Regions from separate parts of the Homo sapiens genome. Here region 1 is linked to region 2. Evidence: chromatin contacts called from ENCODE Hi-C or POLR2A ChIA-PET data. All regions are on one chromosome and are shown on one strand. Each heading gives the region's core, a stretch centred on a gene start or an enhancer-like site at or near the end of the contact. The rest is flanking DNA. Distances are from core to core; before and after follow the strand shown. Region 1 has its middle 360 kb from the start of LINC01029. Region 2 has its middle 72 kb from the start of GALR1.

Evidence for each region. A loop is a pair of places that touch in the nucleus more often than their neighbours do. ChIA-PET counts read pairs that join two places held with the same protein, here RNA polymerase II (POLR2A).
Region 1: a loop to region 2 is called in a map of dorsolateral prefrontal cortex, with 5 times the contacts of the local background. The contact joins two enhancer-like sites. A Hi-C loop is called at or near these places in 1 of 168 maps with a recorded cell type or tissue (dorsolateral prefrontal cortex). POLR2A ChIA-PET finds 5 or more read pairs at or near these places in 1 of 52 experiments (activated CD4-positive, alpha-beta T cell).

What each region holds. Positions count from the first base shown.
Region 1 is chr18:77,631,658-77,637,724 of GRCh38, forward strand. It overlaps the pseudogene LOC100421527. Among named protein-coding and RNA genes, the nearest start is that of LINC01029, 360 kb to the right of the region's middle. Within about 2 kb of position 3,979, at least 4 of the 41 ENCODE cell types and tissues checked have a DNase peak (open chromatin) inside an H3K27ac peak, as active enhancers do.
Region 2 is chr18:77,319,278-77,325,205 of GRCh38, forward strand. No RefSeq gene overlaps it. Among named protein-coding and RNA genes, the nearest start is that of GALR1, 72 kb to the left of the region's middle. Within about 2 kb of position 2,659, at least 2 of the 41 ENCODE cell types and tissues checked have a DNase peak (open chromatin) inside an H3K27ac peak, as active enhancers do.

The DNA.
Region 1 (6,067 bases), core at 2,729-5,228, 310 kb after region 2:
TTTAAACATAAATTCCAAATCCAAACCATATCTTTGAGAATACATAAAACTGAATGCCTTTAACAGTACTCAAGTCACCTCTTGAACACTTTGCTGCTTAGAAATTTCTTCTGCTAGATGCCTTAAATCAACTCCCTCAAGTTCAAAGTTCCACAGATCTCTAGGGCAGGGGCAAAATGTGACATCTCTTTACTAAAACAAAGCAGGAGTCATCTTTGCTCCAGTTCCCAACAAGTTCGTCATCTCTATCTGAGACCACCGCAGCCTGGACTTTATTGTCCATGTCGCTATCAGCATTTTGGTCAAAGCCATTCAACAAATCTCTAGGAAGCTCCAAACTTCCCCACATTTTCCTGTCTTCTTCTAAACCCTCCAAACTGTTCCAGCCTCTGCCTGTTACCCAGTTCCAAAGTCATTTCCACATTTTCAAGTATCTTTACAGCAGCACCCCACTCTACTGGTACCAATTTACTCTATTAGTCTGTTCTGACACTGCTGATGAAGATAAACCCGAGACTGGGTAATTTACAAAGGACAGAGTTTTAATGGACTCCACAGTTCCACATGGGTTGGAGGCCTCACAATCATGGTGGAAGATGAAAGAAGAGTAAAGGGATGTCTTAAATGGCAGCAGGCAAGAGATAGTGTGTGCAGGGGAACTGCCCTGTATAAAACCATCAGATCTTATGAGACGTATTCACTACCATGAGAACAGCATGGGAAAGACCTGCCCCCATGATTTGATTACCTTCCACTGGGTCCCTTTCATGACATGTGGGAATTATGGGAGCTACAATTCAAGATGAGATTTGGGTGGGGACACAGCCAAAGCATATCATGTGGCAACCCCAGGGTTGCTGTGAGCCCATTCAGAATCATTCTTTGCTCAATTAAAATCTGTTAAATTTAATTTTTTTAGCACCATCATAATTCACTGATGTGGAAAACACTGGCTTTCAAGCCATGGAACAGACGGCAGGGTGGGTGTGGGTCCCAACAGCCCTGGTTTTTCTGGGTGTTGGTAGAGAGAAGAGCAGTCTTTAAATGGAGACTCTTATTTCAGTTCCAAATACTTTGAAAAGCACCATATTCCCCTGAAAACAGAGTAGAAGAAGCAGCAGTGACCCTGCATATTGGGTGGGTGGGAAGGGAGAGTGAATCTGCCTTACAGGAGGGCGGGCGGAGGGTGGGGTTTCTGGCGCTCTGGACCCCAGGAAGTCACTCACGCGCTCTGTTTCTACAGGCTTGGGACCCAGAAAGAGCAGAGTATTTTCTCACTTCCCCTTTGTGCTGCTTGGAAGTTTTGCCAGCTGTCTGCATGACCATCTTGACTTTCCTCAGGGTTTTTCTGCCACTTTCTTTCTGGCTTAACGTTCCCTTCAGCTTCGATCTGTTCTTCCTTTTTGTTGCCTTCTTCCACAAAGCCTGCTGGCTTCATTCTTTCTCATGTTTATTTCCAGTTCAGTGATGAGCATCGTGGTCTATCCATTCAATATCTGCAGAGCTCTGAATCCTCGTCTCCAATGCATTGCTCATTACAGGTTGTTTTGCAGGTATTTGGTGCCTGTTGAACCACACCTGGGCCCCCCTGCCTCTGCCCAGGCCCAGGGGCCACCTGTGGGCTTGGTCCTCAGCTTTGAGAACCTTGTGTGCTCTGCCAGTATCATCTTGATTTTTGTCGGGATGCAGTCACAGGGGTAACTGCTGCACACCCTCATTTCCTCATCCAACCTCCCCATCAGGATGGCCTGCAGAACTTGAGAAGGCCTTGGACAGATGCAGCAGGAGCCAGGAAGGGCTGGTCCATCTGATGATAGGACTCAAAACCTGTGTTTGTTTGTCTGTTCTCACACTGCTATAAAGAACTGCCAGAGACTGTGTACTTTATAAAGAAAAGAGATTTAATTGACTCACAATTCTACATGGCTGGGGAGGCCTCAGGAAACTTACAATCATGGCAGAGGGGAAGAGGCATGTCTTACATGGCAGCAGGTGAGAAGGAGAGAGAGAGGGGGAGAGAGAGAGAGAGGAGAGTGAAAGAGAGAAAGAGAAGCAAAGGGGGAAAAGCCCCTTATAAAACCATCAGATCTCATGAGAACTCACTCACTATCATAAGAGCAGCATGGGGGTAACTGCCCCCATGATCCAGTCACCTCCCACCAGGTCCCTCCTCCAACACATGGGGATTATAGTTCAGATTACAATTCAAGATGAGATTTGGGTGGAGACACAGCCAGAGCATATCAAGACCTAGAGCTTCCTTCTCTGTTTCTCCCCTCATGGAAGTTCTGGTCACTTCCTCCTGCTTCTCCCCACCACCGTCTGCCATCGGCCACACTCAGTTACTCCTGAGCAGTTCTAAGGCACACCTTTGGGCTCCATTGGCAGTTGGCGTGGGGGGAAATATTTTAAGTCAAGGCCAAAAGAAACAGCTCTTTGCATCTGGCCTGTGGGTCATGAGGAGACTCACAGCTATCCCCAGCTCACTAGAAAGATTTGATCCCCCAGGGCCACTGAGCGTTCCCATTTGACCTTCTCTTTGCGTCTCCCCTTCAAGAGTGGAGGGGGGCTCCAGCCACCAGGCTCATCCCTGATGCAAGAGTGGGTGAGAGAATGGAATTGAGCCCAGCCCAACTTGCCGTATGTGAATATCATTCCTTAAGTGGGTGGGGAGATCCAAGGTCTCCACAGCCCCTGCCTACAGTTCCTTCTGGAAAACAACCTTCTGGGTCATGGAACACTTCCTGTGTTTAGCTAATCTCACTTTTGCTGTGAGGAGGAAGTTTCTTTTCTTCTGCTTATAGAGAGGTGATGAGATGATGGACATGGGTCTGTATTTACTTCCCTTGACTCGTTGTTTTGTTTTCCACTACAAAAATAGCTTTCAGAAAGAAAAAGGGCTACATAATACAGGGGGGATGAAAGAAGCTCAGATGCTGTGTAAAATGCAGAACAATAACAGCTCCTGGAATGTTACTGATGCTTCTGCCATTCCAGCTGCTGCCGCTGAGCTGTCACAAGAATCAGGAGAGCCTCCTCAATGCCAGTACCGCGGGAGTGCTTGCTGCTAACCACTATTGTTACCTAAGTGACTCCTTGTGAGGAGCAGAAACCATCTTCCCTATTTCACTAGTGGGGCGAATGAGGGCTACAACATTTAGGAACCACATCCACGGCTCGTGTCAGAGCTGAAATTAGAGATACATCTTTCTTATCACAAAACCCAGGTTGGTAATTTCCATGCTAGAATGCTACCAATTCACTTTATTAAACACAGGATTTTGTAAAGTATGCATACCGCTCAAAACTCTTGAAACCCTTTCTAACACTAACAGTCAATACAGGTAATATATATAGTAAATCCATGGATTCCCATTTTAAATCCGTATCCTATATTACTTCATAGCATCCTCAGAGACCATGAGATGCAGAATGCCTATGTAAAAATTCTGCAATGAACCATTCATTTTCGATTCCACATTCCTATGATGAATAAGTGGTATGCATGGGATATGTAAGTACAATTAGCATTCATGGTTTAATCTTCCTTCACTGATAAAACATGCAATTGTCCAATCCTGTGATAAGATTTTTTTAAATTTGGGAACATTTTACTGTGTTGTCAGAGACAACCTCTCAGAACTGGTATTATTTTGTTCTCAGTTCCTGTTTGTACAAAACTTGACACATATGAGCAAGTCTGATGTACCTGCACAAGGAATATATGCATATTTTAAAAGTTGCTAGCATATTGAAAGAGGAGGTAGGAGGGCGGGAGATAACCCCGAGAAATCTGCAGAAGGGGGAATTTAATCCCACAAAGACACCAGGAAGGAGAGCAGGAGACCAAGCCCCACCCTGACTTTCCACAGGGGCTTGGATGAGCTCCCGAGGGCAGGCGCTCGCACAGCCTGAGTCTCAAACACACCATGCTCTTTTCCTCTGCGAGTTGCTAACCAGCGATGTTCAGGGATGTAATCATATCAGGGCCTCAGCTACTCCCACATGTGAAAGAGCTTCCCTGGCAAACGCTTGGTTTGAATCAAGCCAGCTTGACGGAGCTGCTGCTGTGAAGAGCTCAGAGAAATTTGGCAGAAATTCCGGGAACAGTTTTCAGTTCTCTTTAAGAGAAACACTCAGTGTGAATCACACAGCGTGATGTACATTTGGACAATTTTACCTTCTTGTATTTTTCAGAGCAGTTTCAAAGTTGAATATCAATTATATCTAAAAAAATGTTTCCCAGTGGGTGTAGCTTCTGGATGGAAAGCACGGAGTTTTCTTATGTTGGTTGGTAGTAAATAGTGTGGAGAGGCCTCACTCAGGGTGAATTCCGGCCATGTCCCCATTATTACAGCACTGTGCACCAGCAGTGTTGGTCCTGGCAGTGTGGCGTGGCCACATGTGTCCATTTCAGTCCTGCCAGGGTCTCTGATTTTCTGTTCACTGCTGCCATGTCGATTGCCCATTGAAAGCCTGTACTGTGTTTGCAAATGCAAGCTGCCTCAAAGCTGGTAAGTAATTTTCTTATGCAGAGGTTGATTTCACAAAAAGAAATGACACGATGAAAGCCAAAACAATTTCCTAATCCTCACGCTCTTTTTTCCTGTCTTTTATGGACACAATAAATAGAATATCGACGTTGTTTACAAAGAATATTTACTCATTTGGTTAGTTAGCACTGAAAACAAATCATGTGGGGTTGATGAAATTTAGACTGTTATCTAAAACTGGACACTTTTATTGTTATTATTATATTTGTCTTATCAATTTTATGTCAGTGTAAATCTAGCAGGATTTTGAGTTTTGTGTATGCAGAGGACTTTCATCACCTACAGGATCTGGCAACCTATGGATTTGATAAGTGGGTTGGCACATTGATGTTTTTGCACTAAATATTACAATCAATTCACCACATGTGTATTGTTGTGTGCCATGTCCCAGGATTTGTGTTAAGGAATAAAGGCATTAAGAAGATGAATCCATTGGAGTTTCTGCCCTCAAGAGATCTGTAGTTTAATGAGGAGAGGAGTTTATAGATAGTCACAAAACAATCAAAGTAAGGTACTGCATACAGAGCTCAAAGAATAGGAAAATTATACACAAGGTGGAAAGGAATGCTGTGTGGGGAGTGGTCAGGAAAGTCTCCATAGAAAAATTGCATTAAGGATATTTCTTAAGGAATGGAAAGGTTTTGTAGGGCAGAGTTGGATCATTGAGAAACTCACTGTGGTGGCAGGTATGTCATAAGCAAAGTTGAAGGGCTGCAAAACCATGACACAGACTCAGTCCAAGAAACAATCCATCTACCTATTACAAGTCACCCGGGGAAAAAGGAAAACAGGCTGATAAGGCAAAATGACACAGCATGCACCCTCCCCCTGTGAGTGTGTGAATACTGAAGCCTCACACTCGTGTGTCATGTGGGTTACTTTTTTTTCAAAGCAACTTTTTGGGAATCCATTCCAAAATGGCCGAATAGGAATAGCTCCGGTCTGCAGCTTCCAGCCTGATCGACGCAGAAGACGAGTTATTTCTGCATTTCCAACTGAGGTACCTGGTTCATCTCACTGGGACTGGTTGAACAGTGGGTGCAGCCCACAGAGGGTAAGCTGAAGCAGGGCAGGGCATTGCTTCACCTGGGAAGCACAAGGGGTCGGGGGATTTCCCTTTCCTAGCCAAGGAAAGCTGTGACAGACTGTACCTGGAGGAATAGTACACTCCTGCCCAAATACTGTGCTTTTCCAATGGTCTTAGCAAATGGCACACCAGGAGATTATATCCCACGCATGGCTCCACAGGTCTCACACCCATGGAGCCTTGCTCACTGCTAGTGCAGCACTCTGAGATCGAACTGCGAGGTGGCTGCCTGGCTTGGGGAGGGACATCTGCCATTGCTGAGGCTTGAGTAGGTAAACAAAGAGGGTGGAACCAGGTGGAGCCCACCACAGCTCAACAAGGCCTGCCTGCCTCTGTAGACTCCACCACTGGGGGCAGGTCATAGCTGAACAAAAGGCAGCAGAAACCTTTACAGACATAAACGTCCCTTTCTGACAGCTCTGAAGAA
Region 2 (5,928 bases), core at 1,409-3,908:
AAGGCATATACCTACATGATTACATTATGAATAGAAACTAAATTAAAATACAAACTCTGGTCAAACCCTCTTGGGTACGGTAGTTTGCATAATTTTGAAATTCTAATATATTTTACCAGTTCTTTTTGCCATTTTCAGTTTTCACAGTTGCTTTGTGTGAATATGTGGGACACTCCTCAGAGTTATGCATGTTGTAGCATACTAGGTCTATTTTGTGGACAGTAAGATAGTAACCCAGAGATACTCAGTAAAAATCCATTTATGAGTAAAAATCCACTTGTCCCCAGTAGATTTTTAGAGTATTTTAATTTTCTGTGCTTTTTTTTTTTTTTTTTTCTATTTTTGTCACGACTGAAGGTTTTTCCTCTGTGGCTCAGGGTTTTTTTTTGGGGGGAAATGTTGGTTTCTCCTCATTTTGAGGGACCTGGCAGCCTTAGCAGTAAAGGCAAGACCACGTTTTCTATTCATGCAGGTTCGTAACCCTTTAGAAAAGATAAAGAAGTAAAACAAAGGATTAGGATTTACATTTATTCACCTCTCCTATTTCTCCTCCTCCTCCTCCTCCTCTTCCTCCTTCTCTGTTTCAGCAGTGAAATTTTACGAAAAATGTGTTTACTTAAATATATGTTTGTCACTTAATCACCTAAGGAATTTCATTTCTCAGTATGGGATAAAAGAGAAGAGTAGGAATATACGTGTGCTTATGAACGAGATGCAGCAGGCCCTTCTTAAGGGCCTGCGGGTCCCTCTGCACATGGAAATACAGGAAAACCTTGAGTTCTTTCCTGAGAAGTAAATAAGCAATGTTATAAGCAAGAAGGTAATAGTAGCTTAAAACAATTGCCAAGGAAGCTCGAGTCGCGGGAAGCTAAAGATAACATCCTCATATATGTCCCTGAGTTGTTTTGGGGGAGCCTGGCCCCCCACCAAACAGATCTACTGGCACATAGACCTCGGATAAAGGGAAGCTGAGACTGAACTCGGACCACTGCTCTTTGTTCTAAATTTCCTCCTGAGGGGTCTAGAGGAGGTCCCCCTGGTGAGCCAGAGCTAAGGTTCCTTTCTGCTGACCCCAGCTTTTAAACAGATTTTCTCTTCTTTAACCAGTTGCAAATCAGAAAATCTTTGAATCCACCTATGACCTGTAAGCCCCCGCCTCAAGATAATTCACCCTTTTAGACCAAAACCAGTGTGTAACCTTCATATGTTGATTTACTATTTTCCCTGTAATTTCTGCTTTTCTGAATTTTACCTTTGCCTTTAAAAAACCCTTTCCTGCAAGGTATTGGAGGGTCAGAACTTAAGCACTAGCCTCATGGTCCCCCGTGCTCGGCGCCCTGCAAATAAACACCTCCCTTTCTCCACTGCAAGCCTTAGTGTGGACATCTGGTCTAACTGCATGGGAGAGCTGACCCCGGTTTGGTTTGATAACATGAGCAGAGTATTCAATTAAAAAAAATTTAAACTTCCAAAGCATATCAGGATTGGGAATTTCTGGGAAGGTGGCAATGTGGTATCCCTCTTACAAGACGCTTTTTTCTGGCTGGTCCAACTCACCACCCCAAATATAGCTAATATAAAGTAAAATACTAAACTCACTCTTTGGAGCATGTTGCTGCCCATGCACCATGGAACACTGCTGCACAAAGATTCTGGTCAATATGAGATTGATATATGTGCCACCCTGACTTGAGACACTACAAACAGTAGCAACAAACATGGACACTTGTGAATGTGTACAGCCTGGAGGCCAATAAGTGTGCTGATAATTGTCCCGTGACTGTTTTGAAATCCTGATGTGGCTGAGGGCACCTGTTCTTCTGCTGGGATTGCTGGTGCTTGTGATCCTCTCTCAGTGTGGCTGCGTAGTCTATGATTCCCCTAGAGACACATGCTTGTGTTTCCTGCTATTATTTAAGCCTTGGCAGTCCTTGAAGGAGCTATTAATAACCTGTGAAGAAGATTGTACTAAAGGCTGCTTGAAAAGCCTGGCACGGCAGGACGCAATCTTCCACATAAACACTTCACACTTCTGTAGACTGCTGTGAAAGCCATCTCAAAGACAACCTTACAAAAATGTTATTGTCAGCATTTTAGACAGTACATACATTTGTTTATTATGTGTGTAAATATATTTACTATATTAAACATTTTGCGTACTAAATATATTATTAACAAATGTAGTTAATAGATTAAATATATCAATTAACCAATAATAAATATATTTAATATATCAGATAAATTAACCAGTAGTTAATATATTTAATATATTGATTAATGTTTAACACAATAATGTTTATCGTATTAACAATTTATACAATAATTAATAATTTAATACAATAAACATTATTGTATTAAACTACTTATTGTATTAAATTATTAAAAGCATAAACATAATTATTATTTGATATTTAGCAATATTTAGTATACTAAATATATTTAATGTGTGTATATATATCTTTATATATGTATACACACATAAGCATACATGATATACATGTAGGTATATGTATACACACAGATGCATATGTATGGTGTATTCATACACACAGAATTTTCTGGCTCCTGTTCCGTGTTCTGCGGCTTCCTCCTTCTGAGAGATCCACCCCCTCACTTTCTGGTACCTCTGCCAGCCCTGCCCTCCATCCTCTGACCTCTGGAGTCTGAAGGTCAGTCGACTCCTGAGTCCTAGCTGCCCTGCACGTGCACGCGCACACGTGTGCTGGGGAGGAGGAGCTCCTTTTTTCAGGGAGTGACTCACCTCCCACATCTGCCTGTCCCTTATCTCTCTCCAGTGCCTTCCATGGTTGTTTTCTGTATTTCATTCTGAGTTTATCGTTGTTACCTGCAGAAGGGTTAGTCCTGTACAAATGACACAGCCGTTATCAGAAGTGAACAGCTGTGTTTATTCCAAATAAAAGAGTGAGGAAAGACTAGAACATTTATCTGTGCGACGCAAGTCCTTTTAAATGATCAGGCCCAGAGAGGCATTAAAATAAGCTGGTAATCGCGTCCTGCTCCCCCGACTTTGAGCTGTGCGTTCTCCTGAAACTGCTTGCACTGCGAGCAGTTATAAATTAACTGAATAATGCTGCACTGGACACTGGACACTCTAATCCATACTCTGAAGCTTAACAATGTCTAGCCAATCAACAGCTTATGTTATTTTAAGGTAAATTCTTGGTAAACAACTCAGAAACTGCCTCTTCTTTCCCTTTAAAAATCCACTTGTTACTGCTGCTAATGAGAGTGTACGTTCAGGGCACCTTGAATCTGTGCTCCCAGGCTGCAGTACTAAGGTTTGGCTCAAATCAGCTCTCTACTTACGCAATTTGGGCCAAGCCTTAGTACTGCAGCCTGGGAGTGTAGATTCAGCTTTTCCTGTTAGGTCAACAAGAGATCAAACGTTCAGAGATGTAGAGGTACAGATTTGCTGGATCAGACGGACTCGAAGCAACCATGCAGCACTTCCCTCATCGCCAAGGAGCAGGAGAGGCAAGCCCCGTGGTCAGGCCTGGTCCTGATGTGGCAGGAAGGCCGATGGGATCTGCACCCAGGGAGTCAGGGCTCACTCCGCAGGGCTGTCACGGGGAGTCTGGATTTCACTCCGAGTGCACACTCAGGTTGGAGATTTTGAAAGTTTGCTCCAGTTGCTGTGTAGAGGGTAGACCATGGAAGGGCAGAACCCTGTTAGGAAACTTTTATTTTAGGCAAATGATACATGATAGTGGCATGGATTTAGTGGTGTGATCTGGGCGTGAAAAGCGGTTTATTTGGGATGTAACTTGAAGTTAGAGTCAACAGGATTGGCTGTGAGAGGTAGAAGTAAAAGAGAAACACAAGATAACTCTCAGGATTTTTATCTGAGCTACTGAAATGGGACTGATTTATGTAGAATGGAGGCTGGGGAATGAGGAATCAAAGCTATTCTTTGGACATTTTAAAATCGGAAGTGCTTTTTGGACATCCGAATGGAGATTATCAAGTAGAGAGTGGAAATACGTGAACATGGAATTTAGCAGAAAAGTTGGGACTGGAGATACAATTGTGAGTGTCATCAAATCAGGAATAAATTGCATTTAGAATCTTGGGTCATCCAAATTGAGTGTCGACGAATCAGAGGGATGAAGAACGAGCCCAGAGCGCTCCAGTGTTGAGTGGGTTGAAAGAGGAGTGAACAGCTGTGTTGTAGGACATATGCCAGGAGCATGTGACATCGCATAGCCAAGTGAGGAAGGTGTTTCGGGAAGAAAGGTGTGTGCAGTGCCGAGGGGAAGACAAGGACTCAGAGTGACCATTGGCACCCCACAGGCTGTGTCAAATCTAAACTTGATTAAGTGAATATTCTATGCTACAGCATTATTTGCCACAGACCCCTCTGCACTGAGGTCATGGAAATTTTTAAATGTACAAATAATGGCTTAATAAGTCCCTCTCCCAGGAACTGAAGCTTAATAGAGTTGGAGCCACATCTCTCTTGTTCACATTTAGAGCACCTCCTGTAGCGAGTACTCAATAAACACTTGCCAAGGGAGCACGTGCCAGGGCATCGGGGAAGCATGTCACACGGGGTGGTGGTGAACGGCTTAGGAGCTGTGCGAACAGCATGGTGACAGCAAGCTGGCTTGCTGCAATGACATCCGGTGTGTCCTCGGCAGGTTGGATGAAGGTGGGAGGAATGGGCTCTTCAAATGGAAATTCCAAATCTGGAGTTGAAATCGTCTCTGGCAGCAGAGAAGGAGCATCTCTGTTCCAAAATCCTGGGCACTGGAAATATATTTTCCCAATAAATTCTTTCAGAAGTGTTTCCATGTGTTCTCAGCAACACTGCCAACTGCCGAGAGGACTTTCACGATATCACAGACAATGTAAGTGAGTACAAACAAAAAATCATCCACTGAAGAGAAGTGCAGCTAAATTAGAAAATGCAGATTAAAACCTGTTACTGTGCCATACACGCTCACACAGTGCAAGTGCACTAAAAAGATAAAATCCAAGGTTGTGGGGACTATTTTGAAATACTTTGCATGTGGCAATATCCAATAAAAATAGCGCTGCTAGTGCTTCTTGATTTGAAATTCAACTTTGGGGAATGAATCTCAAGGAAATAACTCCCTTTGAAATTGGACAAATATAACTTCAGTGACATTGTGTAAGAGGAAGAACTTGGGAATCTCCCCGAATAACCAAGCAAATGGCATGTTTCAACAACCTATGTCCTGATAATAGAGTGGACTGCCACAGCACCCACAAACAGTCAAACATGTGGCTGTATCCATAACTGAACGTGTGCATTTGAAGTGAAGTGAAAAGCACAACACAGCGTAAAAGAACACATCTACTCTGAATGCCTTTGGGAAGTCTTAGGTACCTAGGAACGGCAGATTTTTTTTCAAAAATGGCTTATTTTAATAAACAAATATTATTTTTATAAAAATAAGTTGTCAGGAAAAATTCTATGTGTTTGGGATTCCATTAATAATGCAAGCAGGTCATGATCTTATGTCTCATTCAAAGTTAAGATCAATTGATGGACAACAGTGATGATCCCAGAAAGAGTTTTGCTATGACCATAGCACTTAGAAGAACTATCTTTTTTTTTTTAATCTCCTGCTCAAAACACTTGGCCATTAAATTTAACAAAATAAAACAAAACAGCACCACAGCCAAAGCACCGTGAGTTTTAAATTGGTGAGAAACGTGGAACAATTCGCATGAAAACCGTCTTCACGGTGCAGAACTAGCAATTAAAGACACAAAGCAGGTGCGATGAATAGTGTATTAGAAATGATGATTACAATGTCAAGTTTTATCTTGAATAACACATACTGAATAGCAGAAAAGTCGTTATGGGAAACTGGAATGTGATAGAGAAAATGTTCCCAAGAAACAGTAGTAGTGTCCACCAGAGGCTCACATCCTACAACA